Linked DNA regions of Homo sapiens: region 2 is linked to region 1. The links are chromatin loops, found by intact Hi-C in ENCODE. Cell type or tissue: mammary epithelial cell. All regions are shown on one strand.

Region 1 (8,000 bases):
CCTCCCGAGTAGCTGGAACTACAGGCACATGCTATCACATCTGGCTAATTTGTGTAGTTTACAGACAGGGCTTCGCCATGTTGCTCAGACTAGTCTCAACCTCCTGGGCCCAAGCGATCTTCCCACCTCAGCCTCACAAAGTGCTAGGATTACAGGTGTGAGCCACTGCACCTGGTTAGCTAAATTTTTATAAATACAAATTTTAGATTACTTCTATAATTTTAAGGTGGCAAAACAACACATATATAACAACCAAAGTATCTGCACATTGTGTTAATTCATAATCATTTTATAATGTATAAGAATAAAGGTAAACTGAAACTCTCTTTAGTAACCAAAGCTCTGTATCATGTATTAGTCAGAAATTGTCCAATTATCCCAGGACTAATTGAACATTATGTAAGGGCCTGAAAGTTAACTGGAGATCTGAAAAATTATAATTTTAGTTAACACATTTGGTCTTTATAATAGAAGCATAATTTTATAAGATTAAAACTCCTTTAAAAGACATCTGTATTAAAATTTTATTTAAACACCATTTTATATTTTGTAATCTTATACAACTGATTGAATCAGTAACTTGTTTGGCCCATTTGATCAATATATAAAATTTAGAAAGTTTAGATCATGAAAAGATCAAATTCAGTTTTATATGAACTTGGAATATTTTATCATTATGTAATAAAACCTGGAAGACATATAATCAACTTTAAATAAATATTATTTTGTTACAGCTCACCCAAATTCATCTATTAATCAGAAATATTTTATACATTTTTAAAAATATAATTTATAAACTTTATATTCAAAAATCATTAAATCATGTTTAAGAGCTCCTCTTTTATCTTGAAAACTTGTTTTTTTTTTTTTTTTTTTTTTTTTGAGATGGAGTCTCACTCTGTCACCCAGGCTGGAGTGCAGTGGCATGATCTCCACTCACTGCAACCTCCGCCTCCTGGGTTCAAGCAGTTCCCTGCCTCAGCCTCCCGAGTAGCTGGGATTACAGGCGCCCGCCGCCACGCCCGGCTAATTTTTGTATTTTAAGTAGAGACGGGGTTTCACCATATTGGCCAGGCTGGTCTTGAACTCTTGACCTCGTGACCCACCTGCGTTGGCCTCCCAAAGTGCTGGGATTACAGGCGTGAGCCACTGCTCCCGGCCGTAAACTTGCTCCTTATAAACATAATAATAAAGGCTATTTAAGTTCATTTGACCACATTAATTTTTACACATTTTTTAAAGCACAATGATTTTTTTCTTAGACATTTTTGGCTGTTTATTTGGACTAGATATTCCTGGACTGCACATATAATGACAGAATGACTTAGTCTCATGAATCATCTTTCAAATTTTTAATGAAAGAAAATGAGAAACAGGAAAAGGTGAGCTACAGCCAGTTTTAGACAAATATGAAATTATCACTGTAAAACGCTAATTATCTTTTCTTTTCAAGGAGAGAGGAAAAAGCTTAAATATAAGCCATGTTATTAATAAAAAACCTTGAAGTATGGAAATAAAATATGGGCAGTCTTCTACTTAAAATGCTCTTAGACAAATAAGACAAATACTGTTCTCCGAAAGTCTTATTTTTTTATTTCTGGTGTTCTTCTAAAGTGTCTCTCAAATGAACAGTCTTCTTCATGTCAAAGTTCCCCAAATTTCACCAATTCTTTGGTAAATTTATCCCAGGAGACAGTGTAAGTTCGTATCTGACAACCCCATCGAAAATTGGCTGATATTCTGTATTTGCAAAAATATTGCCATGGGTGGGTCAGGGTTTAACAAATGCTGAACTAAGAAACGTGGAGAGGCCAGGCACGGTGGCTCATGCCTGTAATCCTAACACTTTGGGAGGCAGAGGAGGGAGGATTGCCTGAACTCAACATGGTGAAACCCCATCTCTACTAAAATACAAAAAAATTAGCCAGGTGTGGTGAAGTGCACCTGTAGTCCCAGATACTAGGGAGGCTGAGGCAGGAGAAATGCTTGAACCTGGGAGGTGGAGGTTGCAGTGAGCCGAGATCACGCCACTGCACTGCAGCCTAGGCAACAGAGCGAAACTCTGTCTCCAAAAAAAAAAAAAAAAAGGTCATGTGTGAAAGACAGTGTCTCGCAAAGCAAATTTCTCATACACGGACAAGACTGAGAAAAGTTTCATTGACATTTGATACAAGATGATGGGCAAGCAGACAGATGGTATTTAAAGGCAAAGTCAATCAGAACCCCCAAATCCCAGGAGACAATAATAAGCATGAAACTGAGGCCAAAGTCCAGAATCCAGATTTACTGCAGAATCTACATAATCAGAAAGAGATACACCTCAAGAGTCTTGGGTGTGTGCATTACTACCAAGTTAAAGGTCCTGGCCAGGCATGGTGGCTTATGCCTGTAATCCCAGCACTTTGGGAGGCTAAGGTGGGTGGATCACCTGAGGTCAGGAGTTTGAGACCAGCCTAGCCTAAACCCGTCTCTACTAAAAATACAAAAAACTAGCCGGGCATTGTGGTGGGCACCTGTAATCCCAGCTACTCTGGAGGCTGAGGCAGGAGAACTGCTTGAACCCAGGAGGCGGACGTTGCAGTGAGCCGAGATAGCACCATTGCACTCCAGCCTAGGCAACAAGAGTGAAATTCCATCTCAAAAAAAAAAAAAAAAAAAAGAAAAGAAAAGAAAAAAAGGTCTCAATCCAGGCAGCGAAGACCTTGGCCAAACTTTGGTAGAATCTCCAAGTTATCCTAGCCCAATTAACCTAAGACCACCAAGGATAAACCTGTACTTCTACAAAGTCAGGTTTATAGGCCCATTGCAATGAGGTAGACCACATACCAGAGAGAGTGCTTTGTATAAGTTCAGTTTTTAAGTTTATTTTAATCCTTGAAGTAAAATATTCAAAATGACTCAAGTTGGAAGCATGGCGTTACATCAAAACTTATCATTTTAAGATTAGTAAAGGAGAGGGGTACAGGTGCATTTTTTTATTTCTCCTGATCCAAATTACATAATCTCCCAATTTAATACTATAGTTTGCAGATTCTCATACTTTGATTTGGGCAGAACTGGTCCAAACCCACAAAAAGCTGAGGATGAGCAAGCCTCTTCCTGGACTCTCATAAGGGGAAGGGAAATGAAGGAATCGAATCACTACCTGGAGTACTGTGTACCTTGCCCTGCCAGGGACGCTGCATGCGGTGTATAAGGAAGTTGTGCTCCAGTATGCAAGCGAAGCAACCAGACTTTTTTCCCATGGACAGGAAACTAGAGTCTTCAGAGATGTCCTATATCAGCGAAAGCCCCACCCTGCACTTCTATAAAGGTTAATGAAACGAAAGATGCAATCCCAGCGAACCTAGCCCACTGACTCCCTCCCCACACCTCCACCTGCTGGTGCCTGACAAGCATGCTGGCCTCTCCTCCAGTAGGAACCAGCAGGCGGAGTAAGGAAGCCCGCTGCAGGCAGTAGTGGGGCGGGGCCTCAGAAGCAGTCAGCCCAGGGCTCTCGGATGCAGGGAGCCTGGGCCCAAACAGCAGCTTCCGGAGTCGGAAGGAGCTGAGGAAGAAGACTGACTGAAGGAGCTTGCGACTTTTCCGCCTCGGCAACCGGACCCAGCAGCAAGCAGGACGGGCGGCGCTCTGCTACTGGTCCCGTTAAGCCAGAGTAGCCCAAGCCCTGAAGTCACTGCTCATCCGGAATGGAAATCCCGCCGACCAACTACCCAGCCTCCAGGGCGGCCTTGGTGGCACAGAACTACATCAACTACCAGCAGGGGACCCCGCACAGGGTGTTTGAGGTGCAGAAGGTCAAACAAGCCAGCATGGAGGTGAGTTTAGCAGGGGGTGGTGGACAGCAGAGGCTTCAGGATTGCGCTCCCTCCACTCACCCGCGGTCTCAGCCTTTGGGTGCAGACACTCCGTGCCACCCCCTACCCACCTTCTGTTTTAGGACACACTGCTGGTATCTGGTCTTGAGATATTAAGGTTTCTGGGGGAATGTCTATACTCCAGTCTCTGGAGACAGCCCGGGACTGTTTTCACCTTAAGGCAGAGACAAAGTTTTTACGCACACAGTTACAAGAAAACGGGAACACGCTCTAGGTAAGGGGCAGCACTTTCCTTAAGTGTAAACTGTAGAAACCATTCAAAAGACTACTAAGGCTGCCACGTTTCTCATCTGCTACTCTGATCTGGACCAACAAAAGCTCCCATCTTCCAAGACTCTATTGCCTACATTTTAAGACAAATCCTTATCAGACCCTTTGACCAAAATGAAGGGGGAAACAAACAGCAAGAGAAACTGACAATCAAAGTCAAAGAATAAAAGCACTGTGGGCTGACGCTGGCCTTTAGCCACCCAAACACCGCTACCACATGACTGCCTTAAATGATGTGCACCCTCTGCTAAAGGCTTGAATTAAATGTTTAAGGCCTCAGCAATCACTAACGAGGTTTGTTTTCATTTTACGAAAATCTACTGGATTTGAGATTATCCCTTATTTATCTGACAGAATTTTAACTGCTAACAGTCTTTTAGAGGTGACACAGTAGATCTTATTTTGAAACTGTACCAGATAACAGAATTAGGTATAAATTTTCAATCTGTATCTTGATTTAAAAGTGAAATACCATTTCTTAGTCTTATATAATTTGTTAATCATTTTGCAGTTTCACTAATGTATAAGTAAAAACAATACTTAATTGTATTAAGTCTCCAATTGCTTTGCAGTAATCTGCCTCAAAATGAAATTCACATTCATTGAACATTATTTGGAGGGTACACTGAGCTTTATGAAAAAATCTTTTCAAAGGTGATATTGTCATCTTTAGAATTAAACGCTGTTTCAAACTTTCTTATGTAGAGACTTTAAGATCACAGATCCAGGGGTTAAATAAAGTCTTTTGATGATTGAAAGTGAATTGTGCCCAATTTGTATGCTTTTATCCTACTCTTTTGTTTTCATCCAAAATAAACTTGATAGGGGACTTGCTAAATTAGATGTTACATTCATGGTGACATGCCTTTTTCAAGACCTAAGGCTTTCACCATTCCCCTTCAGCCAGCCCCTCCAACCAAATGAGATGCATACTTCTAACAATGCAAGTATAATGTTGTTATAATATTTTCTTGTCTCCACTACATTTTCTTAATTTTAGGATATTCCAGGAAGAGGACATAAGTATCACCTTAAATTTGCTGTTGAAGAAATTATACAAAAAGTAAGTTAAATTTCTTTTTTCTTTGAGACAGGGTCTCACTCTATCACCCAGGCTGAAGTGCAGTGGCAGAACATGGCTCACTGCAGCCTCAACTTCCCGGGCTCAGGCCATCTTCCCACCTCAGCCTCCCCAAATAGCTGGGACCACAGGTGCATGCCACTACACCTGGCTAATTTTTGTGATCCTCCTGCCTCTGCCTCCCAAAGTGCTAGGATTACAAGCATGAGCTACCAAGCCCAGCCAAAATGTTCTTATTAAACAAATTTAATTCTAAATATTCCAGATCATCTTTGCTGATCAAATCTGTAAGATTGATTAGTTTTACCTCTTTTTAAAAAGTTGTTGTGAAATACCTGCCTCTGAAAAACACTGACCATATGGGCAAAGTTTACAAGGATCAGTTCTTTACTATCTTTGGGTATTCCTAGGTATATGAATTATTTCTACCAAACTACACAAAAAAAGACTATACACTTCAGTTCAAATGAATTTCTTAAGAAGTTACATACTCTTAGGGCAGTCTGAACTTATGCCTAATATAAATGAGTGAAGTAATTTATTCCCCAATCAATCATCTTCTTAACGTCTGCTTTTCTCATTCTATTTTTCACTGGGTTTTTAGAGAAAGAACGTGCTCTTAGATATTCAGAAGCAATAGAATGCCAGCTGATACCACCATTCAGATGAAGATCTTTCAGTAATGGGGAAGGGAAATTTTAAAGATTATACACAACTGTCAAATTATTAATGAGACAAACTTAAAAGAAAGGAACTGCAATCTGTACCACAGCCATCTTGAAATTTTAAAAAGCTTGCCTTTCTGTTGAGCATAATTCATAAAGAGATTCATTAAAAGGCATCTGAGCTGCTAGACAGCCATCTTTACAAAGCATAACCCAATGCCATAATCTTCTAATTTTATATCCAGACACAGACTGCTGCATCTGCATTTCAAAAACTTTGTTATTTCAGGAGCAAAGAGTAAGAGTAATGGAAAAACTTTAAAAGTAACCAGTCTTGAGTTGGTATATAAAGTCAGATTAAAATCTGGCCTTGCAAATGGACACCCCATTAATACTGAAATATACTGAAAGTTTTAAGACTAGAATTCATAAGATTATGACACCATATCATTTATAAAGTAAGTTATCTATTTTAGGGTATTCACATGATAAGTCTAGAATTTAATAGGCCAGGCCCAATTAGATACCTCTGAAAACAAGCACTTTGAAGTCTAGTCTAAAACAACACCATTAGGAGCCTATGCTTTAAATCATATCTCAAAGATGATAATTAATAATGAATAGCCTTCTGTATATAAGGATATTTTGCTAAATTTCAAACAGCAAGTTAAGGTGAACTGCACAGCTGAAGTACTTTACCCTTCAACGGGACAAGAAACTGCACCAGAAGTCAACTTCACATTTGAAGGAGAAACTGGAAAGAATCCAGATGAAGAAGACAACACATTTTATCAAAGACTTAAGTCCATGAAGGAACCGCTAGAAGCACAAAATATTCCAGGTATATAAATATGGCATGAAAACCATTTGTTTGATTCAAACTTAAAATCAATCTCAATTATCTGTGCTTAAAATTGTTAGTTGCTAAGTATGTTAGAAACTTACAGGCTTTTGCAAAAATACTCATTTCTAATCCAATCCAACAAAAAAGAGGCCTCAGAAATTTTATAGATCCATAGCTTAATTAAATTATTTTTTGCACAACATTCGAAGGAAACTAAGACATGATTTAGAATTTAGATTTTGTTTTAAAAGGTTAATACTATATATATGATTATCATATAAATGTGTCTCCTACCAGACAATTTTGGAAATGTATCTCCAGAAATGACGCTCGTTCTACATTTAGCCTGGGTTGCCTGTGGTTATATAATATGGCAAAATTCTACTGAAGACACATGGTATAAAATGGTAAAAATTCAAACTGTCAAGCAAGTGGTAAGTAGTTTCTATAAAATACACTATTAATGGGGTTAATATTTATCGAAAGTATTGTAATTCATAATTGGATTAACAGTATTCCTATAGTCATTTTGTATTTAATAGCAAACCTGGGATTTCAAAGGGGAGGTCAGGTACAATCAAGATTAGAGAAGGTGAAGAATTGTAGGAAGAGTCCAAAGCAACAGTAACTGGTCTAAAAAGTTGTTTGATTTGGCTGAGAGATGCAAACCACAGGCCTCCTTTGCCTCAAACTTGCCTAATAACTGTGCTTTGTTAGTTGCATGCTCTGGGAACATAGAGACTAGGAAGCATAACAAAAGCAAGGCAAAGCCAAGGATTTCAGTGAAACACTTCCTGTTAATACACAGTATCTAGACTGCACTTTCAAAAAGCATCACGGTAATCATAGCTCTTAATCTTTCGGGTTAGTCAAGTCAGATTTAACTATGATACTTTCCTCAAACCCTCTTCTAGAACAAAAAGGTTGAGAGAGTTTTATTAGTAGCAGCAAGACAGAATCCCAGGTGTACAATATACAGTCAGGCCTCTCCATGGGTTCTGCATCTATGGATACAAACAACCGAGAATCAAAAATATTTGGGGGAAAAAAATGGATGGTAGCATCTGTACTGAACATGCACAGATTTTTTTCTCGTCATGATTCCCTAAGTAATATAACAACTATTTATATAACATTTAGATTGTATTTGGTATTATAAGTAATCTAGAGATGATTTAAAGTATATGAGAAGGTATGCATAGGTTATACGCAAATACTACACTGTTTTATGTCAGAGACTTGGGCATCCGTGCATTTTGGTA
Region 2 (8,000 bases), 580 kb before region 1:
AGGGTTACTGAGTCTAAGAAAGAAAATAGTGGTCCTGCAATACTATTAAACATCCAAAAAGAAGAGTATCAGATTAGGCTAATCCAAATGCTTCTTTTCAAACAAGTCCTCTTCCCCCACTAGAATGTAAAATCCTTGAGGGCAGTGACCACTCCACAGTTCTGGGATATATGACAAGTAGGTGATTAACAAATGTAATTCTTCTAACATTGCATCCCAGAAATAGCTCAAAGAAGAAAAAGTTTTATCTCATGATAAAGTATGCTTAGAGTCATAGAGGTTCTTGCCTAGTTTACCTCTCATGAGCTGTAGCTTTAGACAAAATACTAAACACACTGGCCTCCCTCTTTCTTATCCATAAAATAGGAGTAAGAATAACTTCTTTGTAACCCCTGCAAGAAGTCAAGGATAATGTATGTAAATTACTTAGCCCAAACTTGACAAATAGAGCTCCTAGATAAACTATTATAATTACTTAAGGAAAGGACATATCAAACATTTTCAAATACTTTGAAGTCACCTGTGCAAATCATCTAAGGATCCCTCCTGGCAATATTTTATTAGCCCAAGTGGACATAAAAATATGTTTGAAAAAGGTATGTTTGCATGGAAAAAATACAGTAGACTAAATGTCTAGTCTTGAATTTTCTCATTGAAAGCTGACTACAATTTAATAAGACATGTTAGCATTCTCGTTTTACAGAGGAGTGCAACTGAGGCCCAGAGAGGCCACTGGTGTTCCCAAGGTCACACAGCAGGTAAAAAGCAGAGCTGGGATTTGAACCTAAGTTACTCAAAGTCTGTGCTCTCAACCACTCTTCTCTCATATCTTCTTTTAATTAAATTTTTGACTAAAGTAGAAATGTATTACTCTCAAATGCAATTTAATAAGGGTTTACTAAACATCTTTAAAGTTCTTTTGGGAATGCTATCTCTCTCTGTCTCTCTGTCTTTCTCTCTCTCTCTCTGCCCCTCTCTCTCCTTTATAGAACCTAAATGTTGTTTCATTACAAAATCAAATATAATAATAAAAATCAGGAGAGGGATTGAGCATATTTATTGAGCTGACTTTCAAAAAAGCAATTTGTATTCAATACATCTCTATGTTGTTCCATCACAAAGTAAATACATTGTTAAAAATGTATGGAAGGGGATTGGGGGATCGCACATAGCTAATGAACAACTTTTACATGAGGGTTTGTATTAGGAAGATCTGTTTTAGATCTTGCTACAACATGAAAAGAGTGAATTACAAGGTGGAGGGCAGCAGCCTGTTGGGGCTGGGGGAGCCCACCTCTGCCTGTGCTGCGAGGCCTTCTCACTAAGCCTGCATTCCTTTGCTGTGCACCTTCATCCCCCAAAGCTTGTTCCAGCCTTAAGGCTCTTAGGAACACATTCATCTTTAGCCTTAGAGTTGCTCAGAGAGCCTTCCTTTTGGTGCTTTCACTATTACTTTTACTTTCACAAATTTTCTGATTTGAGAGGCTTGCCTTTGTTTAATCTTCAGAGAACTTGCCTTTTACCTCCCCCAAATGCCTTTTCATTAATAGCCATACGATCTTGATTGCTTTTGCCCTTTTGATGCACTCTTTTGATCCTCTGGTCTAATACTCAAAATTACCTCTTAACAGTTGCATTCATGAACCAGGTAATGGACCCTTTGTGACACTCCCTTCAACTTTGATACAGGCACCCTCCCCGACACTCACACATTTTTTCACTGAGCCACACTTTCTGACAGGCCTCTGCCTCCTGCCACTGATACTTTGCATTGCCACACGCAGGTTTACACTTTCTTATAAATTCTTTCCTTTTCACGATGTCCTGAGTACGAGGAACCATCTGAGACCCTTTCCTGCTATTCTGACCCCATCCTGGGATTCCCACAGGTAGACAGTGAAGGCAGTCCACACCTGAGAACAGGTCTCATCTTTCCTCTCTTTTACATTCAGAGATTGCCTTGCCACAGCACCTCCATCCCCCTCAGGGCTTGCAGACACTAGACTAGCCAGACACCCTGTATGGGAACTGTTTACTCTTTTCTCATCATGGAGGGGAAAGGAGAGCCTTCAGGAGAGGGGATTTTATGGTGGACTGACCCTCACTTCCCTCCACCCCCAGGAGAAGATAGACTCTCAGTTGGTCCCCACCAAAAGAAGTCAAAAGACCCTAAGAGAAAGCCTGTGATAATACAGGGTGACCGTGGTACCTGGGACAAGGGCACATTTTTTATACCCAATGCTCTTCAGGACTAAAAAAACTTATCTTGGAAAGCAGGAATGAGAATATCCCAAGATTGTCCCTGTTGAAGATGCCACGGTCAGCTGGAGGAAGGCACTGCTTGGTGCATCATGGGGCAAAGCCCCCGCAGAGCAAGGGGCACAAACCCATTGAGGATGTGCAGCCTATACTATTGGGGGGATTACAGGAGACCCAATGGCCCCTTCCCTCAGAGTCCCAAAACATAGGACAGTTGTTAAAGGAAACAACTGCTGAGAGTGAAAGTGTCCGCCATCTATTCATAGGAAACCTGGGGCAGTCTTGGTATTTAGTACATGGGGGTGGGAGAGGTAACACTGATAAAGGAAGGGAGAAGGAGGGAAGGGAGAAGGAAGGAGGAGAGAAGGGGAGATAGAAAGAGGAGAGGGAAAGGAAGGAAGCAGAATACTCAGCTGTAGAAAAGGTCTCATGTATGCAGAGAGGAGATTTTCAACCTGCCATGAGAGTTAAGAATTTAATAACCACATCAGACAAAAGTCACTGAACTAGACTAAACTCTCCAATGGGACTCAAGTTCTATTGTTGGGCAAGATTAAGTTTTCTCTCCTTCCTTTCTCTCCAGTGAGCAGAAATGGGATTCAGAATTATTAGAAGAGATAAAAACCATTCTGTTTGCACCTCATTGAGCTGAGACTCCTCCAACAAATCAACAAATATAAAATCTCAGGCTCTCTGAGCTGGCTGGAATCTGAAGCACAGAGATTTTTTTTCTCTGCCTAGTCCTTCTCCTGGTACCTACCCCACAGCCCCTACATATTGAAGGTGATGGGAACTGAAAAAGACCCAGGAGTTTTTCTAACTTAATTTCAGCATTCACATTAAACACTCTAATTTGTCATACACCAACTTTTCTTTCACCAGCACATTTTCATTTAACAGGACCTTATCTTAATGAGAAAATTCCTAATGATAAAGCAACCTATGTTTGCCAACTAATGTCCTGTGTAGTGAGGCTGACACACTGCTTACACAAAATGATTCGATAGCCTGATTCATTATGTATTTAGTAAGTGTGACACAGAACTTTGTAGCTGGGCACCCCACTGGTTCAGAAGTCTTGTTTGGACTTCATCTTGAGGGGTAGCCTTCTATGCTCATGCAGAGGCAAGCTTTTTACTGGTGACCAAGGTTAACATAGATTTACAGGGGTATGTATTGGTATTTGCTCTTATCCAGCAGGATATTATGTATTTGTGTGATTTCTGTTTTAGTTCCTAAGTCCAGCAACAACTTGGTGTTGTTCAACGTTGTACACACCTCAAGGTGCCCTTCTTTAGGGCGATTTCTTTTCTAAAAGATTCCTCCTTGCACGTTAAAAAACAGATCAGTGATTCTGGCCAAGCTCAGATATGTTAACATTCTCGTTTAAATTCTCATGCTTCTCGGAGTGTTATACTGAGTGTGTGAGTGTGTGTGTGTGTGTGTGTGTGTGTTTGTGAGGGAGAGGGTGGGGAGAGAGATTAAATATACACTCACTGGCATTTCTCATATATGCTTCTGAAGGAAAATCAGAACAGGAAAAGATCTCGGAAAACGGTCATAAATATTTTTGAAATTGCTTCCAAGGTAATTATAACAGGCCCCTTCTCTACTTAAAATGGTTTTAGAAGGTTAATATTTTGTTCTATAATAAAGTCTTTCTCAATTTGGATCTTGTTAGTTTCATTTTGTTAATATTGAGATGTTGTTAGCACTATTTTAAGGTAATAGTCATTTATAATGGGGGAGGAGGCTTACATTTGGGTATCTTAACAGACAATAAGAAGAAAAGGATAAGAAGTGAGAAAAAAAGAAGAGAAGAAACATTTTCCCAAAATAATTGAAAAGAAGCTGAAATAGAAAGAAGAGGATTTTTAAAAGGGTGTGTGTGTGTGTGATACATAGATGGCTTGAGGTGGAAATAACCAAATTGTTCAAAGATAGAATTAACCACCAAGTTACTAAGACGAAAGGCAAAGGAAAATGCTAGTGGAAGTTAAAGGATTGTACTAGACAAGAAATGGAAAAACCAAAAAGTGGTGAAAATAATGGCAAGCAAATAATTCCCTGTACTACCCAGTAGATGGTGCTGTGTACCCAAAGTAGCTGTGTTCCTGCTTAGAAGAGGGAGGAAATAATATGCAGCACATGAATGTAAAATAAAGATGCATAACTGTTGTGCCCGAAAATTCCAGATTTATTCAGGAATTCATAAAACTAGAACTAATTGCTTAATTTATACTTTGAAATAACTTACATTTTCACCTTTGATTCCAAGGGCTGTAGATTGAGGGGATACTTTTCAATATTATTCTCTGCATCCATGGCCAGCTGGTGACTAGAAACAGAAATAATGTCTCAATATCTCCCAATCCAGAAGGTTAACATCTATAGCAATAATACTGCTAATTTATACTTATGTGTAAAATAAGATGTAGATTCAATTTTGTTTATTTTAATTTATTAAAGTTCCTGTTGATGGATGATGGATGAGTAACCATATCATGAAAAAAAAAATGTGGCTTTGACTTTTATTTCTGTTGTCCTTTTGCTGTTCTCAACTAACATTCATAGCTATGGTATGAAAATCATTTCCTTTAAGAGAAAAGAAAAGGAGCATATTGGACAATTTCAGGGGGAGAAAAAACACAAGGATATGGTTATAAATTCCATGATACTGGCCAACTAGTAAGTTGTAGAGAAGACCTTACTCATCCCCAGTAGTACCACTGCCACTGGACCTTTCCTCCTTTCATTTGTAAGCCGTTTCAGGGCTTCCACTGGGAACAAAGCATGGATCTCTGACCTGTAGAAAGGCAGAGGGCTATAGAGAAATGATCACTGCTTTCAGTGAGCTTATAGCACTCTTAGTGCTACAACGATCAAGAAGGGCTTCATGGAGAAGGCAGCTCTTGGGATGAGTTTTGAAGGACGGATAGGAAGTAGGTAAGTTGAGAGTGAAGGGCAACATATGAGGAAGACAATAAAACAAATAGAGGTGAAAACATTCAAAGGATATTTTTAGAAAATAAAGAGAAATTTGGTCGAAGTGGATGAAAAAAATAGGAGAACAAAAGGAAATAGGCTTTGATAAGCAGAAAGCTAATAGTTACTGGTCTCATAATGTGTATAACACACTGTCATAGGCATTTTATGTGCATTATCTTATTTATCACAGTAACTTCCATTAACTAAGTCACTTTCCCCACTGTACAGCTGAAAAATCTGAAGCTTGGAGAGATAATGTTAAATTTACTGTACAGGAGGAACCCCATTAAAACTCACATCTCACTGCTCTCTCCACCAGAAGGCACTGGTTGGAGTATTTTAATATCAGGATTATTAAACTTAATCCCACTGACTGAAGTTTTCATAGGTAATATATTTAACATCCCAATTCAGTACTTGTGCATGTGGTAAGGTAGGGGTGTGTGTGTGTGTGTGCAATAAAAATTTCAAGAAACATTACTCCCCCAACTACATGTGATATACTTTGATTTTTGAATTATATTTGAAACTTTTTTTAAAAGGTCAGTGGTGACCCACCAAATTTATTTAACAAACCATCAATAGATTATGATCTACAGTGTGAAAAGCTTTTCACACTGTAGATCATAATCTATTGCAGCAGGGAGCTCCATGCATTTGGAGCAGGGAAATATGATAAATGGAGGGTTTAAGGATGATTTGTGGTGGGAGTGAGCAAGGAGAGTGACATAAAACTAGTTAGAAAGCTATTCAAATAGTCCAGGTTATGAGGACTAGGAATATGGTGGTAGTAAAGAAAAGGGAAAAAAAGAAAAAAATTGTGCTGGAGAGATCCCTTAGAATCACAAATGTATTTTTTTCTTTTTAGAAAGGAATGTCCTGGCGGTAGGGAAAACATAGGAGAGCACATAAATTCCTACATGACAAGTAGGTGGTGTCAGCACCCCAAGATAGCTTGGGGTTACTCAGCCTGATTGTTGAGGGGCAAGGAAGCACTCTTGTTTACTCTGTGCCATTGGTATTCAGGGTCCATTACTAATTAATTGTTAATCACTCATTCTACACATATATTTAATGTCTCTTGTGTGGCAGGAATGATGCAAAGCATGGAGGATAAAATGGTGAAAACACTAGACATGGTCCCTGTTCCTGTGGTCCCACAATCTAGGAGAACATGAACATTACACAAGTATTTGCAAGTGTGACAGATATTATTAAAGGAGAATCACGGAGGAACCTAATCCTGGGTAGGTGGGCATAGAAAGTGATATGATCTGGCTCTCTCCCCACCCAAATCTCACCTTGGATTGTAATAATCCCCACATGTCAAGGACGAGACCAGGTGGAGATAATCTAATAATTGAATAATGGGGGCAGTTTCCCCCACACTGTTCTCATGATAGTGAGTTCTCACAAGATCTGATGGTTTTATAAGGGGCTTCCCCCAATTGCTGGGCACTCATTCTCTCTCCTGCTGCCCTGTGAAGAGGTGCCTTCTGCCGAGATTGCAAGTTTCCTGAGGCGCCCCCAGCCATGTGGAAATGTGAGTTAATTAAATCTCTTTTCTTTATAAATTGCCCAGTCTCAGGTATTTCTTCATAGCAGTGTGAGAAAGGACTAACACAGAAAGTCTTATTTTTATAATTCTATATATTATATATACAGACTTATGACAAGGATACTTTAAGACTCTTGTTACTTATTAATTACAAATTAAGCAATAAAGTTATATATTGTAGGGCCTGTAGATATGCAACAAAGACAGACCTAATGTTTTCATAAAGAAAATAAAACTTTCATAATATTAACACGTTTGCTAATTTGGGGGTATTATTTATATATCCTCACCAAACTATAAACTACCAATACCTGTTGGTTTAAATCTGATAGCTTTAGTTCATTCCATCAATAATTGTCTGTGGGTAATAAAATGATTACTCCTCAGTACAATGTGTGACTTGCAATCACACATCTCTTACCAGAAACCCAGGCTGATTTAATATTTACAAAAATATGGCAGTCAGCCTAAGGTCTTACTTAAGTTAATAAGTGATTTTCCTAAACAACGGAGTCATAAGTAGCCTTCCAATTAATGGCCTTACCAATTGCTCTTCTCTGTTTATTGGCACATGCCAAGCTTCGCTAAGCTCGTGTGTGTGTGTGTGTGTGTGTGTACACAAATGCACTTGATTGGCTCTGCCAATGGTCTCAGATAGTATGGAGCTGCAGCTTCCCTCCCCTTCACACTAACTGTCTACCACAAAACCCTGTTGAGCATTCAGAATAAATGTAATGTTCCAAGGGGGAATAACCAATCAACTGTTCTGACACCACTATCACTTAACTTATGGTTATTTCAAGTAGCTGAGATGATTTACATCAGCACCTAAGTCAGCTGCAGCTATAACGAAATGCCTAATCTGCTCACTCAAAGTACACCAATTTTTCAATCAAATTTGACAGCATTCAAGGACGTAGTCCTGACCTGAAACAGACCAAAAAAATCTCCAGAATTCCAGGCAAATGGGTATAGTTGTTAGGGCTGGTGGTCACTGCTTGTTTTCTCTCTGTCCTGGACAAGCATGAAAGGAAAGGTTACCCCCATGGGCCCATGTGCTTTGAAGGAAGTATTTAATTCCCATTGCTGGAATTCCTCAATCGGGATTGAAAAAAAATAAGCACACAAAACAAACTGGTCATTTCCAGAAAGTTTTAGCTTTCTCAGTCCTCTGGATAATAAAGCAGAAAGAGTA

Evidence for each region. A loop is a pair of places that touch in the nucleus more often than their neighbours do. Peaks named below come from ENCODE experiments on the same cell type or tissue, not always from the same donor. Only the 100,000 strongest peaks of a DNase experiment are listed, where the experiment ranks them.
Region 2: a loop joins it to region 1, with 5 times the contacts of the local background. A loop is called at or near these places in 5 of 110 quality-filtered maps.

What each region holds. Positions count from the first base shown.
Region 1 is chr3:158,668,168-158,676,167 of GRCh38, reverse strand. All of the region lies in intron 13 of GFM1 (G elongation factor mitochondrial 1), which reads right to left. LXN (latexin) reads left to right here and starts at 3,520. Exons shown (of 6, transcript NM_020169.4): 1 at 3,520-3,818; 2 at 5,149-5,211; 3 at 6,558-6,735; 4 at 7,036-7,172. The coding sequence starts at 3,690. RefSeq lists enhancers at 3,147-3,336, 3,647-3,696, 3,118-3,710, 4,137-4,196, 3,711-4,303. In mammary epithelial cell, a CTCF peak has its summit at 3,393 (motif pointing left); a DNase peak (open chromatin) is centred at 3,467; H3K4me3 peaks cover 1,242 bases; H3K27ac peaks cover 602 bases.
Region 2 is chr3:159,249,324-159,257,323 of GRCh38, reverse strand. It overlaps IQCJ-SCHIP1 (IQCJ-SCHIP1 readthrough), which reads right to left. Exons shown (of 10, transcript NM_001414413.1): 3 at 4,517-4,597. It overlaps IQCJ (IQ motif containing J), which reads right to left. Exons shown (of 4, transcript NM_001042706.3): 3 at 4,517-4,597. Among named protein-coding and RNA genes, the nearest start is that of SCHIP1, 20 kb to the left of the region's middle. In mammary epithelial cell, a CTCF peak has its summit at 4,341 (motif pointing right); no DNase peak of the experiment used is centred here; H3K27me3 peaks cover 172 bases.